2 separate regions of the Homo sapiens genome follow, and region 2 is linked to region 1. A link is a loop called in an ENCODE intact Hi-C map of the cell type or tissue named here. Cell type or tissue: PC-3. All regions are shown on one strand. Each heading gives the region's core, and the rest is flanking DNA. Links, peaks and the distances in the headings are about the cores only.

Region 1 (12,107 bases), core at 1,659-9,658:
CTTGTGTATAAAGCTGTTAAATTTATTTTCAAACACAGGCTTTGTGTTCATTAGTCAGCACTTGACTAGCCAACTGTAAAATATAAAACAGTCAGTAAGCAACAAATGCACTCTCATGAGCATATACCAGAAGATTTTCCCATGGTATTTGCATTTTAAAACTATAGAAGGACAATGACATGAAATAAATGTTAATGATCTCTGCAAAGTGAATTTTCAGTTTGGATTTGCATTAAAAATATTTATCCTATTTATTTAAATTACATGACAAGAAGATTAGATACACCCATAATACATAATAAATCTTTAAACAAACATAAAAACTTCCCAGTTTCTGCTTTCTTCTACCTAATTTTAGTTCCAGCAACATGCAAAATGAGTATATTAACTTAATCCCTCAGGTACTTGATGATTTCAAGATAAACTCTGGAGACAGCCAACAGCAAAAAAATTCATTTTCTTTGACCTAGCTTGGTCAAACAGAAGCTTCCCTCCAGTTCCAGTAAGAAGGTAGAACCACAGGCCTAAGAGTCCTACTGAATGGAATCAGGACAAGGAAAACCAGTATACAATGAGGTCACATGTATAACATGTTACTAAAAAGTTTCCTAGTCTCTACATCTCATATGTTTTAATTACATCATTCTAGGGTACAGTTTTATTGGGGAGGGACTAGAACTGAAAACAAATCAGAAAGGATTACTTCAGAAATACCCATTTATAACCGAGTGGTTTGTTGCAAGCTCTCTGGAAGTATATTTATCACAAGTAAAATCCATCAAATTGACAGGACATTTTCTGTCAAAATCCATGTTGATGTGACCATCCAGCCCAAATGTTAACATTTGTTCTTACGGAACAGTGACTTGAATTTTCTTCTGGCTTCTCTTTTCCCTGCCAGCATGACCAATGAGAATGTTCTAGCTTAAAGAACATACAAAGTTATGCTAATAAAATAATCCCCAAACTGTATTATATATATTTAAAGTATTCTAATAAGGTTTTGCTGAATTTTTCCAATAATCAAGGGTGAAAATACCTTAAGCATCATGTGACAAGGCAAAACCTAGAAGAGAGACTGAGAAGTATGCTCTCAATCTCTTCGAGTGTAAGTAATAAACTGTATTGTTCTTGTTAGTACCAAAATTCTGTATCTATGCTATATTTTTAATAAAAATACAATATGTGCCTGAGCTGGAGCCTGTGGTATGTGAGCCCAGAAGGATAGAATTTTGACCAAGGCTGGAGAGATTTTTGTAATAAACAACAGGCAAGGAAAAGATACATCACATGACCAGAGAAACAATAATTAGAAGGAAAAATGTTTGGAAACTGAAAGAAGCTATATGTACACAGTTTTTAAGGACTAATGAAGTTCAGTAAAGGAATTGCCAAATAACTATTAAGCAAAATAAAAGGAGACTGTCAGATTGAGGTTAAGATAATTATTGAGTAAGCAATTTTGACCCGAATCCAAGAGGTTATACCTGGAGTCTAAGCAAGAAAGTTGGAAGGGGTTGGTTAACGTTCAGCCATGATTAACCAGATGCTCAGGTAGAAGGGTAGAAAAGTGAAAGAGAATTGTAAAAATCCCGATCACTTTAATTAACCATGTCACAAACTGGTTTTTGTGTTTTCATTTTTTACTTTTGTTTTTGTTTTTGATGCATCCCTATCAAAATACCAATGACATTCTTCACAGAAATTTTTTTTAAATGGTAACTGTTATACAGAACCACAAAAGATACAGAATAGCCAAAGCTATGCTGAGAAAAAAAGAACAAAACCGAAAGCATCAGATTACCTGACTTCGAATTATACTATAGAGCTATAGTAACCAAAACAGCATGGTACTGGCATAAAAACAGACACAGAGACCAATGGAACGGAATAGAGAACACAGAAATAAGTCCATAAATCTACAGTGAACTCATTTTCAACAAAGGTGCCAAGAACATACATCGGGTAAAGGACAGTTTCTTCAATAAATGTAATGAGAAAACTAGATCTCCATATGCAGAAGAAAGAAACTAGACCCCTGTGTCTCTCCATATACAAAAATGAAATCAAAGTGGATTCAAGACTTAAATCTAAGACCTCAAATTATGAAACTGTTACAAGAAAACATTGGGGAAGGTCCTCTAGGACATTGGACCGGGCAAAGATTACTTGCATAATATTCCACAAGCACAGGCAACCAAACCAAAAATGGACACATAAGATCACATCAAATTAAAAAATCTTCTGCACAGCAAAGGAAACAATCAACAAAGTGAAGAGATAACCCACAGTATAGGAGAAAATATTTGCAAACTACCCATCTGACAAGGGATTAATAACCAGAATATATAAGTAGCTCAAACAACTCTATATAGAGAAAAAAATCTAATAATCCAATTTTAAAATGGACAAAAGATCTGAATAGACTTTTCTCAAAAGAAGACATACAAATGGCAAACAGGTATATGAAAAGGTGCTTAACATCATTGATCACGGAAATGCAAATCAAAATTACAGAGGTATCATGTTACCCCCAGTTAAAATTGCTTTTATCCAAAAGACAGGCAATAACAAATGCTGGCAAGGATGTGGAAAAGAGGGATTCCTCGTACACTGTCGGTGGGAATGTAAATCAGTACAACCGCTACGGAGAATAATTTAGCAGTTTCTCAAGAAACTAAAAATAGAAGTACCATATGATCCAGCAATGCCACAGCTGAGTATATACCCAAAAGAAAGAAAATAAGTATATTAAAAGAGATATCTGCTCTCTCATGTTTATTGTGGCACTATTCATAACAGCCAAGATTTGGAAGCAACCTAAGTATCCATAAACAGATGAATGGATAAAGAAAACGTGGTGGCTGGGCACAGTGGCTCACGCCTGTAATCCCAGCATTTTGGGAGGCTGAGGCGGGTGGATTACCTGAGGTCAGGAGTTCAAGACCAGCCTGGCCAACATGGTGAAACCCCATCTTTACTAAAAATACAAAAATTAGCTGGGTATGATGGCACGCGCCTATAGTCCCAGCTACTTGGGAGGCTGAGGCAGGAGAATCGCTTGAACGTGGGAGGCAGAGGTTGCAGTTAGCTGAGATCATGCCACTGCACTCCAGCTTAGGCAACAGAATGAGACACCATAAAAAAAAAAAAAAAAAAAAAAAAAAAAAAAAAAAAAACAAAGAAAATGTGGTACATATATACAATGGAGTACTATCCAGCCATAAAAAAGAACAAGATCTTGTCATTTATAACAGCACAGATGGAACTAAAGGACATGTTAAGTGAAAAAAAAGCCAGGCACAGAAAGGCAAACGTTGCATGTTTTCACTTATTTGTGGGATCTAAAAAAATTATAACAATTGAACTCATGGAGATAGACAGTAGAATGATGTTTACCAGAGGCTGGGAAGTTGGAGAGTGAGGTGTGGGGATGGTTAATTGGTACAAAAATAAAGTTAGATTGAATAATTAAGATCTAGTATTTGATAGCACAATCAAGTGACTACAGTCAACAAGTTTATTGTATATTTTTTAAAAACCAAAAGAGTATAATTGGATTGTTTGTACCAAAGGATGTTTGAGGTGATGGTTAGCCCATTTCCCCCAATGTGATTATTATACATTGTATGCCTGTATCAAAATATCTCATGTGAATATATATATATATATATATATATATATATATATATATATATACTATATACCCACAAAAATTAAAAAACATATAAACCAGTGATTCCCAAAAGCCCAAAGAACCCCAGCACAAGAAATATGAAGAAAAGTACACCAAGGCACATCTTAAGTTACTGAAAGCCAGTGTGATAAAGAGCAAATATTAAAAGCAGCCAGAGCGGGTGGGGGAAAGACATGTTATATAAAAGGATAAAAGATAAACCATGCTAACACTAGTCAAAAGAAGGTTAGAGTGGCTGTATTAATATCAGGCAAAGTGGATTTCACAGCAAAAAAAAAAAAAAATCACCTGGTATAAAAAGGGTCATTTCATAATGACAAAGGGGTCAATTATCGGGAGGATATACAGTCCTAAACAGTTATGCCTGTAATAACAGAGCTTCAAAATACACGAAGCAGAAACAGAAAACTACAAGGAGAAACAGACAAATCCACAGTAACAGTCAGACTTCAGTGCTCTTCTCTCAATAATTGATAGAACAAGCAGACAGAAAATCAGCAGGGATATGGAGGCCCCGAACAAGACTCGACCCAACAACAGAAGACTACATATTTTTTGTCAAGTGCACATGGAACATTTACCATAAAACAAAGTCTCAATAAATGTAAAAGTATTCAAGTCATACAAAGTATATTTTCTGACCACAGCAGTCTTTAGAAATCAAAACCAAAAGATTTCTACAAAATCCCCAAATAATTGGAAAATAAACAATGCACTTCTAAGTAAACGATCGGTAGAAGAAGAAATCAGAAGAGAAATTAGAAAATATTTAAACTAAGTAAAATTAAAATCACAAAATATAAGGATTTGTGGGACACCAAAAAGCAGTAATTGGGGAGAAATTTCTAACAATGAATGCCTATATTATAAAATAAGCTCTTAAGTACTCAAATCAATGACCTTCGCTGTCACCTTAGGCAAATAGAAAAAGAAAAGCAAATGAAACTCAAAGTAAGCAAGCTAAAAGAAATAATGGGTCAAAATTTAAATCATGAAATATCAAAATATAGAAAAATAAAACCAAAAGTTGCTTCTTTGAAGATCCATAAAACTGATAAACAATGAGAGAAGACCCAACACTATGGCTTTACTGGGGTGTTCTAGTAAACATCAATTCTACGGCAACTCTTCCAGAAAACTGACAAAAATGCAAACTAATTCTCAGTTTGGGGATGGAAGAGAGGGACGGGAGGTAACCAAGAGGTATAACCCCTTTGAGGGTGATGAATATGTTCACTGTCTTGATTGTGAGGGTGGTTTTCACATACGCAAAGTTTAGTAAACTGTACACATTAAGTATGTGCAGCTTACTGTATGTCAATTATATTTAAATAATAAAGCTGCTGAAATAAACAATACATAAGAGACTATACATCAGTAACTAACTTATCTCCATTATAAGGTATGAAAATAATATAAGGATTGAATTCATTCTTTAATACACTAGAATGTACATACTCAAATCACTTGCTCCTTTTCAAAAACAATAAACTCTGATTACTATTGCAGGCTCTCAAGTATATCCTAGACTCAAAACTAATGTGACCATAAGAATAGCTTTCTCATGTTTCTTACAAAATTAATTCTGAATACAGTTCCCAAACAATCCTAAAGGCATTTTTTAAAATGGTAGCAGCATCAGAACAAAATCAAAACCAAACCCCTATTGAAGGGACAATGATTAAACATATCTGCAAAATGTTGTGCACTTATTATATTAAAGGCTCAGTTTATCCGTTGTCATCTGAGATGTGTTAACACTAAGGCAAAATAAGTTTTCTATCCTAACCAGATGACTGAAAGAGTTGTATGGTTGACCTGGTCCAGAGGAGAGGTACTCAAAGCACAATAAAAGTGTTAGGTTATGCCTTTTGTTTTGGAAGGATACTGCAAGACAAGAAGAAAAAAAAAAAAAAAGATTAAACCAAAAGCAAAGAAGACAACAAATGCATCTTATTCTCATGCTATTACGTCTATGAAAATATTTCTATGATAAGACTGCTACTTTTGGCTATGTTTAAATACATACTGGGTAGCAGTCACTCCCTCAAACCCTAATCGTTTCTCATCATTAAACAAACATGAAAAGACTCACTCTTAATCACACATAAAATTTCTTGTAAAATACTCTAGTCTAGGTCATTGAAGCTTAAAATAGAAATAAAGATGAGGCAAAGCAGCACATTACATCTTGCATGTGCCCCACTTCCTCTTCACTAGGACTATGTAACTCCAATGGTGAAAGAGAATAAATCTTCACTGTGTAATCAATACTGCCACGGGAAAGCATATATAATCCAGCCATAAAGAGTGAAGAATTGCAACAAGTGTCCCTAGAGTGTGACTTTCAAAGACATTTGACTCCATTAATAGCTTGCATATTCATATAGTCAATATTCATAAGGTGAATATTCATGTTAATAATTATTGCCCTGAGTTGAAAACCTGCATTCTGAAGTTCACTGTCAACTGCAAGACTATTTTGTTGCACAAAAATGAATGATGTGAATAAATGCCTTGCTACCTAGATTTTTTTTTATTTGGACTGAGGAGTAATCAAATGATTATCAGAAATAAGCTGCATGCAAGTCTTCACTAAGATTTAAATCATACATGTGATTTTGTGTGCAATATACATTTATCCTATAAGAATGCAAGCAAAGTTTTAGTGTAGTAATTTTTTAAAAGATACAGAACTCTCTAATTCACTATTTAATCATTCATGGCATTTAAGAGAAGTCAAGAAATGTCCCTTGCTTAATAATAACAATTTTTAAAAAGTTACCTAATGTTTTCCTTGCCAGGTCAATAGCTATCACAAATTAATTCACTTGAAAACACACCATTTTTAATACTTAAACATACACAATCATATGTACACACACAGACACATATATACAAAAAATGGGGTTTGAAAAACTTTTGTGTCTAGTCTCTTCTGATATGAAGTTTCAAGTGATTTTGCCCAGCTTTTCTGCTATCTTATAGGTAAAATTCTCCAAGCAAAATAAACTTGCCAAATCAAAACATAGTTATCAATCACTATGGAAAAAAAGAACATTGATACAATTTATTGATTTATTTATTTACTCATTCATTCACTCATTTAACATATATTTAATAAATACTTGCTAAAATGCCAGACACCAGGCTAAGTGCTAGAGGTAAAATGCTGAGCAACAAATGAAACATGATCCATGCTTTCATAGAGCTTACAAACTAATGAGGAAGCTAGACATTAACATATTACACACAGGCCAGGCGCGATGGCTCATGCCTGTAATCCCAGCACTTTGGGAGGCTGAGGCAGATGGATGACCCGAGGTCAGGAGTTCGAGACCAACCTGACCAACATGGAGAAACCCAGTCTCTACTAAAAATACAAAATTAGCCGGGTGTGGTGGCGCATGCCTGTAATCCCAGCTACTCGGGAGGCTGAGGCAGAAGAATGGCTTGAACCTGGGAGGTGTAGGTTGCGGTGAGCCGAGGTCACACCACTGCACTCCAGCCTGGGCAACGAGCAAAACTCCATCTCAAAAAAAAAAAAAAAAAACACACACACAAACTTATGATACGTGCTATAAAGAAGCAATACATGTGCCATGAATGCATATAATGGCAGGTAGTTACTAAATCAATGAGGTAATGAGAGATTGCTGAGCTGAGAAGTCCTAAGGAAGAGTATAGTCTAATTAGAAAAAAAAGTGGAGGCTGTAGGAACAACCTATGCAAAAATCCTTGATATATCTACTTTGGAACACAGTTTGGCAGTGTCTTAGAAAACTAAACATACTCTTACCAAAGGATCCAGCAATAGCACTCATTTACCCAAATGAGTTAAAACTTATGTCCACATAAAAACCTGCACTTGGATGTTTATAGCAGCTTTATTCATAATTGCTGTAATTTAGAAACAACCAAAATGTCCTTCAGTAGGTGAACGGATAAACAGTGGTACATTCAGACAATGGAATATCATACAGTGCTACAAAGAAATGAGCTATCCAGCCATGAAAAAAACATGGTGGAACCTTAGATGCATATTACTAAGTGAAAGAAGCCAGTCTGAAAAGGCTACATACTCTATCATTCCAACTATATGTCATTCTGGAAAAGGCAAAACTATAGAGACAGGAAAAGATCAGTGGTTGCCAGGAGTTAAAGGGAGGGAAGAATAAACAGGTGGTGAATAGAGGATTTTTATGGCAGTGGAATTACTCTGTATGTTCTACTATAATGGTAAATCCATGCCATTATGTATTTGCCTAAAATCACACAAGGCACACCAAGAGTGAACCTGAACTATGGACTCTGGGTGAATGATGTGTCAACATAAGTTCCTTGACTGCAACAAATGTATCACTGTGGTGTAGGATGTCAATAGCAGGTAACCTGTGGGTGTGTGGGAATAGAGGGAATATGAGAACTCTGCTTTCTGCTTGATTTTGCTGTGCACCTAAAACTGCTGTAAAAAATAGAGTTCATCTTAAAAAAAATAAAACACACTAACACACACACACAATCCTTGAGGCAGGAGGTTAGGTTGACACTGCTACAAAGATCACTGATTGCAAAACCTCGGGAAGACATTCTCAAGATAAAGGAAATTTTTTAAAAATTAGGAACAAAGGTACACAAGAAAACAAGCTCAAGTTCAGGCTGTGAGTTAATCCAGGTCCCCTTTATCATCTCTTTTACATGCATGAGTTTGGAAATATGTACTAGTACGTGCCTTGTGCACATAAGTGTGTATGTGCACATCTGTGCACATACACCATACCACTCTTCATAGTAGATAGCCAGACCAATTCCAAGACAAATCATGAGTGGGATCGAATAGCATAAGAAAATAGGGAACCACTAAAAATTGAGACTCCTGCTCTCTCCTCTGCTTGGTAAATTCAAAAGCAGAGAGTATCAAGAGGGATAGTTAAAATGTTTAACTATCTTTGAGTTCCCTGAGAACTTTCGCCAGTGTGGAAAAAAATAAATAGAACTTAATTTTTCAAATCAATGATCAGAAAGTGACCAGAGGATCTATGCATAAAATTTGCAACAAACAAATCTAGATGGACTACAGGTATTATTCTTCATAGATTATGTAAAAAAGATCAAAGAAGGTTTACTTTAGACGAGAGAAACTAAAAATCATAACTGTATTGTTGATGATAAGGACAGGGTGATGAAGATTGATGTGAGATTAATCTTCTTCTATCATAGCAGGCAGGCAATAGATAATATCTAAAATAGATAAGGTAATACATAACATTATAAGCATATTATTTAGAAATAAGGAGAAAACTACCAGACAAAACAAAAGAGTTAACAGGGTTGCCACAGGGTGAGCAACATTAGGAATAGGAAAGGGTGGGGCATCAGTTGTTACTTTTTATGGCAAGCCCTCTGTATGCCTAACTTTAATTATGTACATATGGTACTTTGATAAAAATAAAGATCTTTTTAAGAAAAATTATAAAAGGGGAAGTAAAAGCCAAGCTGGTAGAGCTCTAGAAAAAAAAGGATGAAAAAATTATATAAAAAATCCACAAAAGAAGGAGCAACAACGTTTTTCAGAGAATAAAACATCTGAAAAATAACATTAGGGACCTGGTTGGCAGGCGTGATGAAGTCAAATGAAACACAACTGGGGAGAACAATATATGATGATGACAGAGAAGATGACAGATACAAACATGAAGAAGAGCCAGCATAGTGATGTAGCTAAAGCCACAGAGGAGTTAAGATTAGAACCTAACTCTACCTTTACAACCTCTTTGTAATAAATCTGCTTATTTAGTACAGTTCAATATTCTAAAAATTCAATATCTAGCCATGTGATTACTTTAGTTTGCCAAGGATATCACCCATTTAGAAGTTCAGGGGTTTTTAAATTTATTTTTTACCACAGACCTACTGTCTACAGAAAGTCCACCCTGTGCAAGAACAGAAAATTCTAACAAATATTATGACATTTGAATAGACTGTTACATCTAAAAACTAATATAGATAAACACAGCAACAGCAGAGCTAAAAGAAAAAGCAAGTTATTTCTGAAAATGAAAAAAAGTAAAAAAAAAAGTTGTCTTTACCTCATATACTATCTCTAATAGTTTACCCATTTGATTCACTATACAGCCAGGATAACACATAGGCATTCAATCATTTTGTACCAGCAATCTATATACACAAATTCTAAAACTATTACTCTAACCAGTTGTTAATTTTCCTCCCATGCATCTGACAAAGGACATCCAGCATCTACAAGGAACTCAAATCAGCAAGAAAAAAACAAATAATCCCATCAAAAAGTGGGCAAAGGACATAAATAGACAATTCTCAAAAGAAGATATGCAAATGGCCAACAAACATGAAAAAATGCTCAACATCACTAATTATCAAGGAAGTGCAAATTAAACCCACAATGCGATACCACCTTACTCCTGCAAGAATGGCCATAATCTAAAAATCAAAAAATAATAGATGTTGGCATGGATGTGGTGAAAAGGGAACACTTTCACATACTGCTGGTGGGAATGTAAACTAGTACAACCACTATGGAAAACAGTATGGAGATTCCTTAAAGAACTAAAAGTAGATCTACCATTTAATCCAGCAATCCCACTACCCAAAGGAAAAGAAGTCATTATATGAAAAGGACACTTGCACATGCATGTTTATAGCAGAACAATTAGCAACTGCAAAAATATGAAACCAGCCTAAATGCCCATCAGCCAGCAAGTGGATAAAGCAAATGTGTTATGTATACAACATGGAATACTACTCAGCCATAAAAAGGAATGAAATAATGGCATTTGCAGCAACCTGAGTGGAGTGTTGGAGACAATTATTCTAAGTGAAGTAACTCAGCAATGTAAAACCAAACATCATTTATTCTCACTCATAAGTGGGTGCTAAGCTATGAGGATGCAAAGGTATGAGAATGATGCAATGAATTTTCAGGAGGGAGGGTGAGGGATAAAAGACTACACATTGGGTACAGTGTAAACTGCTCAGGTGACAAGTGCACCAAAATCTCAGAAATCACCACTAAAGAACTTATCCATGTAACCAAAAACCCCCCGTTCCCCCAAAACTACTGAAATAAAAATAAAATATTTAGAAAAAATTTTCCCTCCTCATCATATGGTGGGAGTGGAGGGGGGTGCTATTATGGAGGAGTATTACATATGTGATCCAAAGATTGACTAGCATTAGGCATTCAAATCTAGAGCATTAATCCACACAAAGTAAAAAGAGAAAAATGTAAATTTCTTTATTATCCATGAAAAGCAATCAACACAAATATAGAATCACCAGAAAGAATGTGGCAGACAGGAGAGTAAAGCAGCAATTTACAATGAAAATGTGATATGGTATATCCTTCTGCATATAAATTCTAACCATTTGACTACTATACATACAATCATTAAAAAGACATAAATGGTCAGTGGCTAAGTACATTATTTTTTCGATACAGCCTGGACAAAAAGTCAATCCAGCAAATATATTGCTTTATTCATCCTACCCTGAAGGCTGAGCCTAGGTAGTCTCACTGAATGACAGTTTATCTGCATTTGAAAAGAACTATTGTGGTAGGAGAAAGGTTTTAGAATCCCCTTATCAGATTTCACTTCTAAATAATACTTAGCAACCTCCCAAACAAAAATCCTACTAAAAACAGCAGGAGTACTAAGATAATGTCAAGGTACAAATATATAGAATTCCTCAAGATTACCTAAGAGGAACCACAAATGTTCCAGAAAGTATGTCCCTGGATAAGTACCGTACTTGAAAAAATCTTTAATGGCAAGGACTCAGTCACTATATACTGAAATCATTCCCTACTTTATCATGTTCACAAAATAAAATTACCATATTCAATAAATGCCTTTATCTGTCATGGAAAGAATGTTATAACAAAGCAACAATTTGTGATTAGTAAATTCTAAATAATTAGAATAAAATCTGTTTGACTACGATGATCATTCAACAAACTTTGATTCGAAGGTATGCTGGTCCTTCACTACACCTAGAAATGGCAAAGAAGGGAAATGTTAACTAGAACGTCATTTCATAGCATGGAAAACGAGCTTTTACTGTAAAGTATTATACAGACATGATAAGGTCCAGTGTGTGGTTAATTTTTTTAAAGTTGGTAATGGAGGAATCATTAAAAGCAAACATTACCTTCAACATTTTAATTTATGACATCAAAATACACATTTATCAATATTTTGATGTAGAGCTACATCAGAGCATCTTCCTTTCATAAACCATCCCTTAATGCATTCTCTACTATATGTAGTTTCATTTTCTTTAGAAGATAGAAACTGGAGACACCTGCAAAGCCATATGAATCCTTTTGGACTTGTTATTTTTTTCCTAGGCTTTCAGTTACCTCACCTATGCT
Region 2 (12,107 bases), core at 1,644-9,643, 240 kb after region 1:
GGCACAATCTCGGCTCACTGCAACCTCCGCCTCCTGGGTTCAAGCGATTCTCCTGCCTCAGCCTCCCGAGTACCTGGGATTACAGGCATGTGCCACCACGCCCAGTTAATTTTTGTATTTTTAGTAGAGACAGGCTTTCACCATGTTGGCCAGGATGGTCTTGATCTCTTGACATGTTGATCCGCCCACCTCGGCCTCCCAAAGTGCTGGAATTACAGGCGTGAGCCACTGCACCTGGCCAACATGCAGATTTTATATTAAATTTTTTTTGCTTGTAATGCCTAACAATAATGAAGAGTACCTGGGTAATAGTACTCTATGAACCTAAGAATAGTTTAAAATTAAAGCTACTAAAAACGAAATAGAAATGACTATTTTAGCTTTGGCATGGGACATTTTTGGTGTGTAATTTTGATAACAATGTGTTGTTGATAATCTCACACTGGAAAGGCTAAATATAATGCATGTGCCATAATATATAAGTATGCTTAAAGTTCTTGTATCTGTTACCAAGGTTTTTGTTTATAATCCTTGAAATACTGTCATAGTCAAATTGCATTGGAAGAGAAAAGTCATGGAAACATTTTCATTTTAATCTGTTTACTGAATTTTAGAGTTGCTTTTTGTTGGCCCAGGTTTTCAAAGAAATGACATTTGGTACTGTAGTCAGTGCTTGCTATTTGTTTTTTAACTACAGTAATACAAGATCATCTTATTTCTCTATATAAAGGGAATTCTGCTCTGTATAATTCCTGAAGAATTAATTCAGCCATTATTTGAGACAATGTGAAAGAAACAATCACTGTAAAGTGACACAAAAATAATTTCAATTAGATTCACAGTGTTCAGTTTGCAGGCTCTATCATGACATTTAGATGCTAGAGTTAAACTATGTGATCCATTAACAATTAGACATTAACACCCTTTTCTTCTGTCTCTCTTCATGCAAATGGAGTGTCAGGAGTATAAATGCTGTCTGAACCTCAAGGAATTATAGAGGTAACTTTCTGCCCTCATTGTATGTCAAATTACTAGACTATTAGATTAACAAAAGAAATACTTATGACCTGCTGACCAGATTTTTGGCATCCCCTCAGCCTTCCAAATCCTGTGGTGATATTCAGTGCCTCTTAATTTACACGACAAAGCAAATGTTGTATGAAAGCAAGGTGGTTATTGAGCCTTGGAGGTTGCTAATAGCTTTGCAATTATCCCTTGCACTTTCATGGTGGCGGAGTATAGATGGCATCTTTGGTTCCTTCCAATTCTAATATTTGAATAATTTTAACAGTTATGAGAAATAGTTGAGCTGCTCTCAGTGGCTACTGTGGTCAAATGCCAGGATTCCTGCTAAATATGTACACGTGTAGCTATGCACAAAACGAAAAACACTTGGTCCATGCAAATTAATTTTCAAAAATAAGCATAGTGACCCTCTGTGTCTTTGTGCATACCCTCTGCTCTAGTCTGAAATGTCCTTTGGACCCTCTCTCAGGTCATGAGTCAAAGGTCACTTCCACTGTAAGATCATTTTCGGCTGCTCCAGAAGGATTAGGAACTTTGTCCATGATTCCCGTTTCTCCAGGCCTCACCAGCCTTTGAGTTTCACGTAAATAATAATACCTCAAATAAGTTGTACATGCCCCCATCTGTTTGACACATGACTACAGGTTTCTTTAAAGATCCTTCCCCCAAGAGTTTCTGGAACGTTTCAAGGGTTCCCTTATGTGTATTTGTTACAGGTAGTTAGACAGATATGAGTGGGGCAGGAGAGGGCTCTTCCCCCACCCACCAGTTAATGTCAGGTGATGGTTCAACAATTATCACATTGCCTCTCTAAAAATGATAATTCGGCAACCGTGCCAGGGAGAGACAATCTCCTGATGGTCCACAGCTGTTACATTAGAGTGTTAATTGAATGCAGGCACCAGGGAGAAGCAAAAAGAGCTTCCAATAAAATCGCAGGTACTGGGTGAGTGAGCCTGGGCATGTACATTAAGAGACAAAATGGTGGAGTATGACCTTCTGGGGGCACTCCACCGGAAAAGGGAAGAAACCCTCAGATGGGCATGCATGCAACTTCTAAACACACTGCGCGTGCTCACCTCCCAAGCGTAAGGAGGGCACTGCGCATGTGGGCAGCCCACACTAAGGGAAGAAGCATGGGAAAGGGGTGCAATACACCAGAAGTGGGTCAGCCTATAAAGTCCTAAGATCAAAGTTAAATGCCACACTTGACCTTCTTGGTGCCCACCTGGGTCTCTTCCAAGTGTACTTTCCTTTCTTTCCTGCTCTAAAGCTTTTTAATACAATTTCACTCCTGCTCTGAAACTTGCCTTGGTCTTTTTTTCTGCCTTATTCCCCTCAGTTGGATTGTTTCTTCTGAGGAGGCAAGAACTGAGGTTGCTGCAGACCCATGTGATTCTCTGCCAGTAACTCAGATACTTTCTACCAGTAACATATTTATGAACAAATCAGTCCACTGAGTGCAACAGCACCTTTACCAGGCTGCCTACTTCTTTTACTTGCTCTTGTTTGTCTCTAGTATTACCCTCTATTGATGAGGGATCCCATGGAATGATGCCTATAACCCCAAGTACTTTGTAACTGCCCATCGGGTTTACCTCACCTGCTGCCTAGACAAAGCCAATTTATCAAGACAAGGGAATTGCAATGGAGAAAGAGTACTTCATAGAGCTGGCTGTGTGGGAGACTGGAGTTTTATTACTCAAATCCGTCTCATGGAGAATTTGGGGATTGGCGTTTTAAACAGATATTTTGGCGGCTAGGGGCTAGGAAAGTGGGAAGTGCTGATTGGTCAGGTTGGAGGTGGAATCATAGGGGATCGAAGTGAGGTTTTCTTGCTGTCTTCTGTTCCTGGGTGGGAAGGCAGAACTGGTTGAGCCAGATTACCAGTCTGGGTTATGTCAGCTGATCTATCCAGTGCAGGATCTGCAAATATCTCAAGCACTGATCTCAGGTTTTACAATAGTGATGTTATCCCCAAGCAATTTGGGAAGTTCAGACTTTTGCAGACAGAGGCTGCATGACCCCTAAACCATAATTTCTAATCTTGTAGCTAATTTGTCAGTCCTACAAAGGCAGACTGGTCCCCAGGCAAGAAGGGGTCTTTTCAGTAAAGGGCTATTATCAATTTTGTTTCAGAGTGAAACCATAAACTGCACTTCTTCCCAAGGTTACTTCGGCCTATGCTCAGGAATGAACAAGTACAGCTTAAAACTTAGACGCAAGATGGAGTCAATTAGGTCTAATCTCTTTCACTGTCATAATTTCCTCAGTTTAAAATTTTTGCAAAGGCGGTTTCAACTTAAGAGTTTAGGACTTATTTGAGGCTGGATCAAGAGGCTAATACAAATGACATACATCATGTTCTACCCAATATCACTGCACCCCTAGAGGACTGACTGTACTCCTGGACCCCTCTTTTCTCAGGAAGAGTGATTCCAAGATGCTCCTTAGCACATGGACTTTAACTGGGTTTATTCAACCAGTTTGCAAGATATGTCTATTCTTGTCTGATCATGCACAGACTCAAATTGAGACTCCCATAATTTTATTTTAAAATGATAAGCTGCATCTTTAAGATGATTTGATGTAAGACCTGGTAGGTGTAAGATCCACTGAAAGAGAGAAAATCATTTTCTGCAATTAGATAACCCAGTGACTCCCATCCTTAGTTATCTCGGTTGTTTCTCTTAGTTTGTGTACACTGATTCCCCCATCCTCACCTCATCCCACTACTTGTACTAACTCGGTTCATGGCAACTCCCAGAAATCTTTCCATACAAACCTTGATTATTGTCTTCTGTGACCCTGACTCATGGATGAGATAGGAACCCTGAATACCTTTTTCTCAATCTTCCTATCCAGCTTCTATCTTATTGGATACAGCTAGTATAGCCCTTCTCCCACTCTACTGTAATAATTCAATATTGTCAACTCTGTCCCAAGTTCAGATAATTTTGGTAATGGGTATTGCCAGGTGCTCTTTTCATGAGCAGTTTTCCCAGGCCTATATCCAGCTTCTCTGCTTTCTGTATTAGGATGGTAGGCACAAACAGGCTGGCAAGTGTTGTCAGAGAAATGGCTGTCAAATATGCTGATGAAAAGTCTGTTTTGCTTGAGAGATATTAAGAAAATAGAAAAATCTATATAAACCTCATTTTTATATTTTTTAAGAAATTAGATTGTTTTAAATTAACAGCTTAATTAAGATATAATTCACATATAACACATTTCACCCTTTTAAAGTGTACATGTTAATATTGTTTAGCATATTTACACATATGTGCAATCATTATCACAGTCAATTTTAGAACATTTTCATCACCTCAAAAAAAAAACAAAACAAAACAAAACTGTGCACCCTTTAACTATCACCTTCATCCCATAAACCTTCCCAGACCTAAGTAAACACTATCTACTGTCTCTATGGATTTGCTTATTCCGGATATTTCATATAAATAAAATCATCTAGTATGTGATCTGTTGTGACTGTCTTCTTCCAATTAGCATAATGTTTTCAAAGTTCATCTCTCTGGTAGCACGCATCAGTATCTCGTTCTTTTCTATGACTAAATAATGTTTCATTGTACAGTTATGCTATAATTTGTTTATCCAGTCATTCATTGATGGACATAGGACTGTTTCCATTCTTTGGCTATTGTGAATAGTGCTGCAGTGAGTCACATGCGTACACGTACTTCTTTGAATACTTGTTTTCAATCTTTTGGGTATATACCTACGAGTGAACTTGCAGGGTAATAAGGTAATTCTATGCTTTTTATTTTTATTTTTATTTAGGCAGGATCTCACTATATCACCCAGGCTAGAGTGAATTGGCATGATCATGGCTCACTGCAGCCTCGACCTCCCAGGCTCAAGTGATCTTTCCACCTCAGCCTCCAGAGTAGCTGGGACTACAGGCATGTGCCACCATGCCCAGCTAATTTTTAAATTTTTTTTAGAGACGAGGTCTCATTACGTTGCCCAAGCTTGTCTTGAACTTTTGGGCTCAAATGATTCTTCCACCTCAGCCTCCCAAAGTGCTAGCATTACAGGTGTGAGGCACTGTGTCTGGTCTTATGTTTGACTTTTTGAGAAACCCCCAAACTGTTTTCCATAGTGGCTGAACCATTTTCCATTCCCTACCAGCAATGTTTAAGGATTCCAATTTCTCCATGTCTTTACAAACACTTGTTCTTTTCTGTATTTTCAATGATAGCCATCCTAGTGGTTGTGCATTGTTGCAGTTGTGATTTGCATTTCCCTAGTATCTAACGATGTTAAATATCTTTTCCTGTGCTTATTGGCCATTTATATACTTTCTCTGGAGAAATCTCTAAGTGATTTGCTCATTTTAAATTGGGTTATATGTCTCTTTGTTGTTGAGTTGTAAGAGTTCTATATATAGTCTGGATAGTAGGCCATTTTCAGATACATGATTTTTAAATATTTTCTTCCCTTCTGTAGGTCATCATAACTTTCTTGATAATGTTCCTTCATGCAGAAAATATTTTAAAAATTTTTGACGATGTCTAACTTATCCATTTTTTCCATTCTTATCCATTGTTGAACATTCTTATCCATTGTTCATGCTTCGAGTGTCATATCTAAGAATCCACTGCCAAATCCTAGGTCATCAAGATTTACCTTTATGTTTTCTTCTAAGAGTTCTATGGTTTTGGCTCTTATTTTTAGGTTGATCATCCATTTTGAATTAATTTTTGAATATGGTATGAGGTAGGGGTCCAACTTTATTCTTTGCATGTGGATATCCAGTTGTCCTAGCACAATCTGTATAATAGACTATGTTCCCCCATTAAATGGTCTTGGCTCCCCTGTTGAAAATCAGTTGACTATAGACACATAGATGTATTTCTGGACTCTCAATTCCATTCCAGTGATCTATTATGTCTCTCCTTATGCCAGTACAACACTGTTTTGATTACTGTCGTTTTGTAGTAAGTTTTAAAATCAGGAATTGTGAGCCCTCCAACTTTTGTTCTTTTTCAAGATAGTTTTGGCTATTCTGAGTTTCTTGCAATTCCATATGAATTTTAGAATCATCTTGTGAATTTCTACAAATAAGCCAGCTGGAGTTCTGATAGAGATTGTGTTGAATGTGTCAATTAATTTGGGGAATATTGCATCTTAACAATATTAGATCTTCTGATACATAAAAAAAGATATTTTTCCAATTATGTAATCTTCTTTAGTTTCTTTCAACAGTTTTATAGATTTCAAAGTATACGTTTTGAACTTATTTTGTTAAATTAACAAAATTGTCTTGTTTAATTGCCCTGGCTAGAACCTCCAGTACTCTGTTATGAACAAATGGCAAGAATGGAATCCTTGTCTTGCTCTTAATCTCAGGGAAAATGCATCCAGTCTTTCACCATTAAGTATGACATTAGATGTGAGTTTTTCATAGATGTCCATTACCAGTTTAAGAAAATTTCTTTCTATTCCTAGTAAGAAATTATGTCTTTTAAATCAAAACATATGCAATTAAATTTAGGCATTAAAAATTATTATTTTTCCATTACTAAAGGGTTTCATTTTTCTGACAAATATTTCAGAGTTTAGGAATCTCCTGGTCTTTAAAAAGCAATATTTCATTAAACATTACCCTGTAGCTAAACTCTGGCCAAATTTATATTTTTGTCTCCAGATCTTTCAATCTCCCTCTCCCTATGTTACCTACTGGTTTTATTACACAAAAAATGTACTCAAATGTCAAGTGTTGTAATTAGATATTGCAGAGAGTGGGGATTTAAAATACTAAGTGATGTTCTTTACTACTCCCAAACTATAGAATAGATTAGAATGAAACCAATACTCTTGATACAATCTGTCCCTAAAATAGAAGCACACAGGAGCTAATCTTTATTCCTGGGTCTTTTCTCTTTCACCTTCACCTTCACTGTGTCGTGTACCTTGTGTCCAAGGTCTCTGGTGCCATGCCTTTGGCAATGCCTTGGAATTGTTTCTGAGTCAATCCTCTTGAGACAAGCAGCTTCTCTACTTAACCTGATGCAGCAGTAATGCAAAGGAAGACTTTCTAAATACTACACCTATGGAAATGAGTAGAATCACTGCTCAATAACTAGTAATTTAAGATTCGTATTCTAGAAATTAAATCATGGGAAATATTTCAAAACTAGATAGATTTTATGCAGTCTGAGGGTTGCTTAGCATTGCTTCAATACGTGGAGAAGCATAACCCTCATGGATCAGCAAGGGAAAAGCCACAGGACTTTGAAGTATGAATTATCTCTGTCTCCACACAAGAAGAGACTCAACTCAAATAGATAAATAGCTTTTTTTTTTTTTTGCCACAATCATTAAGTGGAAGCATGGATGTTTTGAATACCAAGGAATACTCAAGAATATATTATGCTGCATCTATCAGGAATGCTTTTAGTTGCAAATAACAGAAAATCTGAGTAAGAGTGGATTAAACAAATAAGAATTTATTTTTCTCACTTAAGTCTAAATGTGGTTTTCAAAGTGTGATCCACGGACCCCTGTGGGTCCTCAAGATCTTTTTAACAATAATTATAAGATTTTATTTGCCTTTTTTCCTGTTAACATTTGTATAGATGATGCTAAAGCAACAGAGGCTAAAACTGCTGGCATCTTAGCAAAGGGGTGACACCAAACTGTGCTGGCAGTAGTCATTGGTATCCTTCACTGCCATGAATTTGTGGAAAAAAAAAAAAAGCAAGTTCTACTTTAGAACATTCTTGAAGAAACAGTAAAATGTTAATTTTATTAAATCTCAACCCTCGAGTACACATTTTCTTAACATTCTGTGGGATAAAATGGAAAGTTTTAATAAGGTACTTCTGCTGCACACTGGAGTTTGATGGTTGTCTCAAGGAAAGAACTTGCAGAATTGAGTAACGAGCTGAATTGTCTGCTTTCCTCATGAAACATCATTTTTACTGTGGTGATACAGACTTGGGTATTTGGCAGATATTTTCTTGAAAATGAACAAAATAAGTCTGTCATTTTTAAGGAAAACAATTTAAAGTATTTGTTGCTGATAATAACATTCAAGCTTTCAAGTGAAAATTAGAGTTCTGGAAAAACTTACATCTGCCACCATGAGCTTGTCAGCTTCCCAACTTAAAGACTTGGTGGAATCAATGGTGGTATTAACAAATGTGATTTTTCGATATTTCATTATAAAATGGGTCATTAATTAGAAGTCCTGCATCACTCAGTGGGCCAGTATTTTCCAAATAATAAATTAATACCTCATGGTATGAACTAATAAGTGGATAGAAGACCCATTCAAAATGAAAGATTGAAAAATAGCTTTTAATATAATACAGTATGAAAAGCTCATTGATATGACTTCAGCTTCCATATTGCAATTGATCTTTTAAAAAAAACTATCGCTTGTTAAATTTCAGTGTAGTATCAAGCAGAAATATCTACGTTATCTGAAAAGGCCATTAACATACTCCTTTTTCAAACTAAATACCTGTGTAAGGCTAGAATTTCTTCATATAATTGAACCAGAACAGCATATTACAGCAGATTGAATTCAGAAGGAGATGAGTCCAGCTGTCTTCTATTATTCCAGACTTTGAAGAAATTTGCAGAAATGTCAAACAGTACTACTCCTTTCCCTAAATTTATTTTTTGAAAATATGATTTTCATGAAAATGTTTCTTATGTTAACATGTAATAGATATTCTTTTTATGTTTAAATAAATTAATAAATAAAATTTTAAAAAATCTCTCCATTTTTATTTATACTATGGTAAACATCAGTGGATATGTTCCATATTAGAGAAAGGTTTTAGGCAATCCTCAATAATTTTAAAAAACTCTTTACTTTGAAATAATTTTAGATTTACAGAAGAGTTACAGAGATAACAGCTTCTACATATCCTTTATTCAGCTTCCTCTGTTAACGTTTTATATAAACATTACACATTTATCAAAGCTGAGAAATTAATATTCCTCAATAATAAGTGTGATTATAAAGAGTTCTGAGACCAAAAAGTTTGAGATCTGCTGTTCTACAGGTAAGCAGTTGCTAATATTGGTTCAGCTGCTCAACAGCACCATCAAAGACCCAGAAATTATGTCTTTTATTTCCTTTCTATTGTCTTTTTGTCTTATGATTATCATCTCATGGTTGTAAGATGGCTCAGAGGTCCAAATTTCTCTTCTTAGTCTAAGGCTGAAATAAGAGGGAAGACAGTGTCAGCAAGCTCTCCTTTTATGCCCTGTCCCTTTTACCAGGAAGCAAAATGTTTTCTAGCAAGAGCCCACCATGCTCTCTTTAATATCTTATTGGTCAGAACTCACCAAGCTATAGCTTGGCCTAGAGGCCCAACCCTAGATAAATTGCTAGGGGAAGACAATGGAACTAAAATGACTAGAACAATTAGCTTACCAACTGGGGCTGGGTTAGAGCTCTGTCCACCCTGAGATTAAGGGATATCTACCTACTCCTTGAAAAAAGTCAGGTTCTAGTATTAAGGAAGAAGAGTGGAGACAATTGCTTTTAGGTGGAGAATTGGTATTTTAACTGTCAGGCTGGAATTTCTATAAGAGATTATAGGATTGAAAAGTGAACGGGCTACTGAATACATCCTGATTTTACAAGTGTGGAGGGAGTGGTGGCATTATTTGGGACTACATCTAGCCACTTTAAACACCTGGCACACAAATACTAGCACTAGACCTTGAATTGCTATTTATCAGCAACTCCCTCTACACATTTCATAGTAATGTATAAGAAGATGGCAAATAAGAGAGTAACTCTCAATTCCAATTTATTCCATTGACAATAATTCCAGGAAATCTCAAAATGTGAATGAAAATGACTTTCATCTGAAGGGCTTGCCAGGATGTAGGGTAGAAGGTGAGGTTGAAGAGGAAATTTAGGGCTAGGACTTAGGTGTTTCTCTATTCGCATAACATGTGGAGTGAGCACAAAAGGAGCAGCACATCATAAAATTGAATGACTCAAAGCCATTCTGGGAATAATGTAGGAGGAAAACTGTGCCAGAGACCCATAAAGAAAGAACTCTTAGAGAATAGAATTGTCATTAAACCCCACTGTCAATATGCTTGTAATCATAGTAGTACAAAATCTGGAAAGATTCCAATACATATAGATTAATATGCTTTTAACCTGCACACTAAGAGTATACAGAACCTTAAATATAAAGTGCTTTGCACTGTTTGGTAAGCAGCCAGTATTTTATCATACTAAATTTATAAAAGAATATTATTAAGTTGGTGCAAAAATAATTGCGGTTTTTGCCATTTGGCAAAACCAGACAGGAATAGTAGCAACTATTTGGCAAATGTCACGGGCCAGCAAACAGGAATAGTAGCAATCATTTGGCAAAAACTGCAACTACGTTTGCACAAATCTAATATCGTATATCTGACTCATGAGCATAACAAAGTATGTATGTATACAAGGAAGTAACTCAAGGGAAATTCACTTTATCTTGGTCTATGTCATTTCCTACTGTAGTGACCTGGACATTGGATTTCTTTTACCTAAGTCTCAATGCAAGCAGCTGTTCTATACCTCTTATTCCTTGGAATCTTCTTACAAAGTATGAGGAGTAGTATAAGCCTCTTCTTCTAGCTTAGTATATGTAGTGTTAAATCCAGATGTAAATTTTGTGATTGCTACATATTATAAGCAAGGACAATCCTTTCAACTTGGTCACTGTATAACAGAAAGCATTCATAGCAGCAACTCCCACCCCACCCAGAGACAGAATGCATAAATCTGCCTTTGGGATTCCAGTGTATTAAAACACTGGAACTGATTACTTAACCTACTATCCCAGGTGTATTCTACAGTTGGAATTCATGTGTTTTCTTGAATCATTTTGGGAATCACTTCTATGTATAGGTTACTCTATTCCCTCTAATTAGCAGGGTAGCCCACAGTAGTCTTCTAACAGACCACTTTCAAAATAGTCTATTAGCTTGTATGGTGATAATCCCCAGCTTTGTTTATGTATCTCTCCCAAGATCCCAAGGTATTTTTATCCATAGGACACAAAAGCTACTGATTCCTGTTCTGGAATTCTGCGCTAACAACTGATTTATTTACACTGACTGGTTACTACAGAAATGGGAGAAACGTAAGCACATAGGCTTGGTTTGTCATATTATACAATAACTAAAACACCCCTCCCCTTTAAAAATGTTCCTCATTACCCAATATTCTGTCCAGTAGTTCCTCTGGTGCTGTCCCACAGTGCTATCCATCCAAGATCATAGTAGGCCTGTATTTCTGGGTGCTAGAGAGGACACCCCCAACTCTGGGGTCAGAATGTTCCTAAGGCAACAGTTAAGAGTTAGGGAAGTGCCTATACTTCTGCTATGTTTAGGGGAATGACTGCATTTAATGGTGGAATTTTACAGAATTTTAAATGGGATTTTTTCATCACAATTTCTGCTAAACTCCTAAAGCTGAAGAGAGTAAGTGTGAAGTACCCACCCCTCATTCTAAAATAAGCAACAAGTAGCTGTAAGACACCCACTCTAAGGCTTTCTACCAAATATTTAAACTGGTTCTGTTAACCACACTCCCATATGCTTCCCAGCCAAGCTATATAGGAAGAGAAGTGTGTTGAATTAAATTAATTCATAACGATAAGTAAGTGAGTGGTGGAGAGAATGGGATATTTCCTACAGTCTTGATACTTCCTTTAGATTGGAGAAGGAAGAAATAGAAAGAAATATGTAGATCATAAGAACAAAGAAGACAAGGATCCTTCACCCTGAAGCTTTGCAGTGCAGATGGTGAGATCTCATGACCCCAGACAGGAAATGGCTGTGGTATGTGTTGTCTAAGATGGGACCAAAAGAAACCTAATAAATTATACCCATGTCCCAAATGTGGCACTGAACAATAAAAAGATTACCATGGTCTAAGTAGGCACTGAACAGTAGCTCTCTGCTGGACCCCCTGGGACACCAGACAGCAATAGTAGTAACTACCGCTGGCAACCTACGTGAACTGATAGGCAGGAACTAGAGGCAGGAACTAGATAGCTCCACCTTTTTCCCCCATGCCTTAGCATTGT

The links. Hi-C counts contacts between places; a loop is a spot of excess contacts. Peaks named below come from ENCODE experiments on the same cell type or tissue, not always from the same donor. Only the 100,000 strongest peaks of a DNase experiment are listed, where the experiment ranks them.
Region 2: a loop joins it to region 1, with 2.7 times the contacts of the local background. A loop is called at or near these places in 1 of 110 quality-filtered maps.

What each region holds. Positions count from the first base shown.
Region 1 is chrX:96,709,409-96,721,515 of GRCh38, reverse strand. All of the region lies in intron 1 of DIAPH2 (diaphanous related formin 2), which reads right to left. Among named protein-coding and RNA genes, the nearest start is that of DIAPH2, 31 kb to the right of the region's middle. In PC-3, for the core only: no CTCF peak of the experiment used is centred there; a DNase peak (open chromatin) is centred at 5,775; H3K4me3 peaks cover 361 bases; H3K27ac peaks cover 1,243 bases.
Region 2 is chrX:96,472,855-96,484,961 of GRCh38, reverse strand. All of the region lies in intron 1 of LOC107985714 (a long non-coding RNA gene), which reads left to right. Among named protein-coding and RNA genes, the nearest start is that of DIAPH2, 210 kb to the left of the region's middle. RefSeq lists an enhancer at 683-1,502. In PC-3, for the core only: no CTCF peak of the experiment used is centred there; a DNase peak (open chromatin) is centred at 4,671; H3K4me3 peaks cover 146 bases; H3K27ac peaks cover 2,124 bases.